Regions from separate parts of the Mus musculus genome. Here region 1 is linked to region 2. Evidence: chromatin loops called from intact Hi-C (ENCODE). Cell type or tissue: left cerebral cortex. All regions are shown on one strand. Each heading gives the region's core, and the rest is flanking DNA. Links, peaks and the distances in the headings are about the cores only. Region 1 has its middle 22 kb from the start of Prxl2a. Region 2 has its middle 100 kb from the start of Sh2d4b.

What was found. Peaks named below come from ENCODE experiments on the same cell type or tissue, not always from the same donor. Only the 100,000 strongest peaks of a DNase experiment are listed, where the experiment ranks them.
Region 1: a loop joins it to region 2, with 2.3 times the contacts of the local background. A loop is called at or near these places in 4 of 42 quality-filtered maps.

What each region holds. Positions count from the first base shown.
Region 1 is chr14:41,034,038-41,036,964 of GRCm38, reverse strand. No RefSeq gene overlaps it. Among named protein-coding and RNA genes, the nearest start is that of Prxl2a, 22 kb to the right of the region's middle. In left cerebral cortex, for the core only: a CTCF peak has its summit at 1,605 (motif pointing right); a DNase peak (open chromatin) is centred at 1,612.
Region 2 is chr14:40,790,284-40,793,210 of GRCm38, reverse strand. No RefSeq gene overlaps it. Among named protein-coding and RNA genes, the nearest start is that of Sh2d4b, 100 kb to the left of the region's middle. In left cerebral cortex, for the core only: a CTCF peak has its summit at 1,378 (motif pointing right); a DNase peak (open chromatin) is centred at 1,392.

The sequences.
Region 1 (2,927 bases), core at 248-2,747, 240 kb before region 2:
AGTTAGTCAGGGTTCTCTAGAGGAAGAGAAAGGGGATCTAATAGTATGGAGCAATGACCAACTCATGATGGAGAGGCAAAGAAATTAGTGCCTGCCCATTCCAAAAAGGGGAGCACCTCAGAGCAAGGGTGTTCTATTTCTCTTTGTTATAACAAAAGCAAATTGGAGAAGGAAGAGTTTACTTTAACTGGGATTAACTAAAACCCAAAACTATCTGGGCACACTTTTAAGGGATTTTTGCTTAATTAAATCATCTGAGGTGGGAAAGTGGGGAGACCCACTTCTAATCTGGGCCATACCTTCTGGGGGTAGCCTATATAAAGGACATGGAAGAAGGAAGCCCTGCTCTTTGCCTGCTTGCTCTTGCCCTCACTAGCAAGCCCATTCCTTCACTGGCATTAGAGCCTCCTTCTTTGAGATTCCAGTGTATCCTGAAGACCAGTTGAATCATCCAGCCTTGTGAACAACTGGATTCTCGGACCTTCCACTCATTCATATGCAGCCATTGCTGGGTAGGTTATTCTAATAATATATATATATATATATATATATATATATATATATATGATGTATATAATATATATGATATGTATATAATATGACATATTATATATATATGGAGAGAGAGAGAGAGAGATTCATCCTTTAAGTTTTGTTACTCTAGGGAACCCTGATTAATACATTTATACATCAAGATATATGCACAAGGTTATTCACCAAAATAGCCTCATCTGTGGACTGAGATAATTTAAATATCTATCAGGAACTGGAATGAGGAACTGCAAATAAAATAAAATAAAATAAAAACCTTATATGTATGGTGGTGGGAGGGAGCAGATATGGAAGGCAGTGAGAGAGAAAATGGATTGGGTTATCTTCTTGAAAACTTTATTTCATTGGGTTCGGCATTTAAATAAAGCCCTGTTGTATAACAGTTCCTTCTGAGACTGAAATATTCCAACCTGCAGAAAGCTCCTGAAACGGAAAGGTAAATAACTGAAAATAGCTCAGGAAGTCCATGAAACTGACTTCACTAGGTCCCTCCCTGCCAGAGTAACAATAAAAACTGAGAGTCCCTCTCAGATGAGCAGAAGCTGGGCTACAATAGAAGACCCTCAGATAATCCAAGCTGCAAAGAAGATGCTGAGACCATACCAGCTGTCTGGAAAAAGCAAAACGAAGCTGAGCTACCAAGAAGAGACTTAGACCAACTGGAAAGAACACGCTCTGACCTGTTGAGCTGCCTATAGGCTGTGCAGTGTGCTCAAGGTTTTAGGCTTTTGAGCTGTCACCTGTGCTGGGGTAGGCTTGTGTGATACATCTACCTTTGAGTCATTTCTGCTCCTATAAGTCATGCCTCTCACCCATAGTCCTGTAAGTAACACCAGTAAAACTCATTAGTTCACCAAGTTGGACATTGCTGGTATCTGTACTTGGGTCTGTTGTGGGTTCCCTATCTGGTGTGCGTAGATGTGTGTTGAGTCTCCTCAGAAAGTTTTGTCATCAAACAATTCCTTTTCTTTCAAATACCCGAGGGAGAAGGAAAAAATCAGGCTTAACTGGAGGAGGTGGCTAAGAACAGCTCCAGTTACCTCTTTTTACCACGAGGGGGCAGCATAGAGCCAAGAGCCGCAAGTGAGGAGGTGCTACTGGCCTGAGGACCATCTCCTGTAAACATTTCAGGTTTCATAATTAGTGGATTAAACTCCAGAATCTTGCTTTATACACCAGATTCTGATGTATAGATCTGACTAGCATCTAGAATTTTCTTAAAAGATCTGAACATTTCCTTAAGCAACCTCACAGAACAAGATAAAAAGGCACAGATGAGGACTTAACCGTAAGAGAAGGGATTATATAAAAAATTATTTTGATATGGTACTCACCTTTCTAAAATATTTCAGGTATATAATTAGATTGAACAAAATTCATTATTGAACTATCCCACTATGGATATTATGTAGTTGAAAGAGTGATAATGTAGTAAGTTAGTTGTCCTAACAAATGCATCGTCTAAGGGTGAGCACGTGTGTGTACATGCATGTATGCATTCATGTGTTTATATATACATGCTTGTATGTATATGCATGTGTACATATATATTTAAATGTATGTGTAAAGAACTGTGTAGAAAGATGGCCCTTTGAGTGATAGGATTACTACTAAATTTGTGTTTTATTATGCTTTTCTATGTTGCTTCAAATTCTCTAGCATGATTCTGAGCCCTTTATAAAACTCAAAACATATACACAAAAATTTCATTTGCAGTAAATAATTTTAAGCAAACCTTGTTAATATGCAAATGAGCAACTTTGTGTCTTCATTTTCACCACTGTGGAATCCTATTTATAGTTTAGCTTTGTTGTGACTTGCATGGTGTGGTAGTTTGGACGAGAATGGTCGTTATGTTTGAATGTTTGGTCCCAAGTTGATGGCAGTATTTAGGAAGGACTTGGATGTATGGCCTTGTTGAAGGAAGTGAGTCTCTGGGTTCAGGCTTTGCGGTTTCAGAAGCCCACACCAAGCTCACTCAGTCTCTCTCTCTCTCTCTCTCTCTCTCTCTCTCTCTCTCTCTCTCTCTCTCTCTCTCTCTCTCTCTCTCCTCCTCCTCCTCCTCCTCCTCCTCTCTCTCTCTGTCTCTCCTCCCTTCCTCTTTCCCTTCTTTCCTCCCTGCTTCTGTCTCAGAATTGTGAATGAGCTCTCAGCTACTACCACAGTGCCACATCTGTCTGCCTGTCCCCACGCTCCCTGCTATGATGGTCATGGTCTTACCCTCTGTACTGTAAAGCCCTAATAAACTCTTTCTTCTGTAACTTGCCTTAGTCATGTTGTCTCTCTCTTTATAACAAAAGAGAAGGCCCCAGCACCTGACAATCATGGAGTAACTTCTCTGACGGCATCCCTTTCTGTATTACTCTCAGGCTGTT
Region 2 (2,927 bases), core at 283-2,782:
CGTGTCTTAAATTCTAACCTTTCTTATTTAAGAGACACCAAGAAAAAGAATGACAACTTTTGAGCTTCTCTACACGTTCTCTTTTTTCTTTTTTGTAAATTTAAGGATATAGATATTTCTTTTGTATTTATGAGAACTCTGTTCTCATGCACAACAGAAGAGGGCATCAGATCTCATTGCAGATGGTTGTGAGCCATTATGTGGTTTGCTGGGAATTGAACTCAGGTCCTCTGGAAGAGCAGACAGTTCTCTTAACCCCTGGACCATCTCTCCAGAGATTCTTCCCATGAATTTCTACGTATTCTATGCAGACATACACACTGTAATCACTATGCTGCATTACAGATGAGGAAACTGAGGCTACAATAACCTGGGAAAATTGCTGGGTTACAGAGAGATGATTCCAGAATGTGAACATAGCCCCTCTGCGCTGTACAGCACCATGTTTCCCCCTTTGTGATCACAGGACATTTTACCTGCGGGTCACGTTCTGGTGTCTGCTCAGAGTACATGTGAAATACAGCTCACCTCCAGTGTGGCCATGAGGCATCAATCTTAGTTCTTTTGTGTCTTTCCAGCTTGGCTATGAGAGAACAAACACATTCATCAGGGTCGACCGAGACCACGATTAAGTGAACTGACTGTGAGCCTTGGGTTTACAGATGTAGGTGGGTCTGACCTTGGCAGCAAGGGGGCTCGTAAATGAAACTATGACATCCATAACTTCGAGATGCTGTGATTTACATCGCCGTGTAAATGAGAACCCTTTAGCTATACTGTGTGTAGGCTGCAAATTGTTGAAGACACTAACCTCCTGGATTGAAATCAGTGCGGTGATAAGGGCTACCTGCCTGATCACTATGTGCCAGAAGCACCAGAGATGTTTACGTGTCATCTCTACATGCCACACAAGAGCACAGTGAAGTACATGTTGATATGCTTGTTTTAAATATATAGAGTTCAAGGATGGAGATCCTTTTGATGGGTTTTCATAGCTGGTAAATAAAAATATTGACACTTAAGCATTTGGATTTGGTACTGAAGTCTGTGTACTTCCACATCGATTGTTTGCTACTCAGAATATAATCCCTTATGGGTAGCACCACCTAGGAGCTTGTGAGAAATTCAGGATTCCAGGTTGTACCCTACTAGTTGATGGGCATCTGCATCTTAACAAGGATTCCAAGTGATGCTTGGGCATACAGAATTTCAATGCACTGGTCTGAGTTACATTATCTCAATTTCTTTTTTTTCGAGGTCTTGATTCAATCTTGATTGCCACTGAGCATGCCTGTTCTAAGTTCTCCTGGTGGAGAATTCTCCCAGTTTTCTTAGATATTCATCACAGACCACAGAAACTGCCAGACCTGTGATACTTTATGTGGCCAGAAGGTGGCACTGGTGGAATCTCTCCCAGCATCTATGGAGATCTCCTTATAGCAGCAAAGGCAGAAAGCTCAGACCTGGGTCACAGGGAGGGTGCAATACATGGATTAAAAATGTCACTGGTCCAATTTGAGACCCATTCCACTGACAAGCACCAATCCCTAATACTATTAATGATATTCTGTTATGCTTGCAGACAGGAGTATGTTGTCCTCTGCAAGATTCACCCAACAGCTGACTCAGACAGATGCAGACACCCACAGACAAACAGTGGATAGAGCTTGGTAACTCTTATGGAAGAATAGGAATAAGGATTGCAGGTCCTGAAGGGGATAGGAACTCCATAGGAAGAGCAACAAAGTCAACTAACCTGGACCCTTGGGGCTCTAAGAGTCTGAACCACCAACCAAAGAACATACATGGGGTGGACCTAGGGCTCCCTGCTCATATGTAGCAGATGTACAGCTTGACCTTCATGCGAATCCTGAACAATTGGAATGGGGACCATCCCAAAAGCTGTTGCGGGTTGGTGCATTGTGTTCTACTAGCTGAGCTGCTTTGTCTGGCCTCAGTGGGAGAGGAAACAGAGAATTGAAGTGTCAGGGTGGAGGGCATACCCAGGAGATCCTCCACCCATTCAGAGGAGAAAAGGAGCGGGTGGGTGGAAGAAGTATTGTGAGAGGGGGTGTCAGTGAGGGGGCAGTGAACGGGATGTAAAATGAATAAGTAAAAACAACAACAAAAAATCAAAACCAAAACAAACACTCAACCACCACCACCACCACCACCACCAAAACGTCACTATGGGGGCTTTGTAGCACTATGGCAAAGAGGAAAGGGGATTTTTGTCAATGTCTGTGTTTCCTAGGAAGTGGTGTAAATAGTTTCAGCAGAAAACCAAACCAAACATGGTGCACCGCTGCTGAGCTGCAGTCTTGTAGCTTGTCCTCAGGCTCAGGAGGAAAGGCAGCATGGGGCCTGGCTACTAATGCTTACTTTGCTGCTTATTCCATCAGAACTTTGGGTCCTGGGTTCGTATCCTGCCTTTGAGAAATCAAGAATGCAAGGTCATAATATAATGTTAAGGAGCAACATTCCAATAAGTCAAAATTAAGGAAATCCCTTTGTTACACTGTGCACAGATCACCATGCCCAAACTCATCTAGTTAATGACTTGCATTATTTCTAACTTTATAATGTATATAAAAGTGAATATGGGGGGCACAAAGATGGCTCAGTCAAGAAGTACTTGTACATCATGAGGATATGAGTTTGATGTCCAGTACCCAAGTTTAAAAAGACAAGCAAACAAATAAACAACCCCCCAAATGGTGTGAAACAGCATATGCATGTAATTGTAGCAATGGGAAAGTGGAGACAGGAGGGTCACTGGAGCTCACTGGCATGGCAGCCTAGTGGAAATGGATGGCTTCAGGCCAATGACAGACCATGTCTCAAAAATAACACGGAGAACAGTTGAGGAAGACATCTGATACGAACCCTCACACATGCACCGATGCACACACATGTGTACACACATG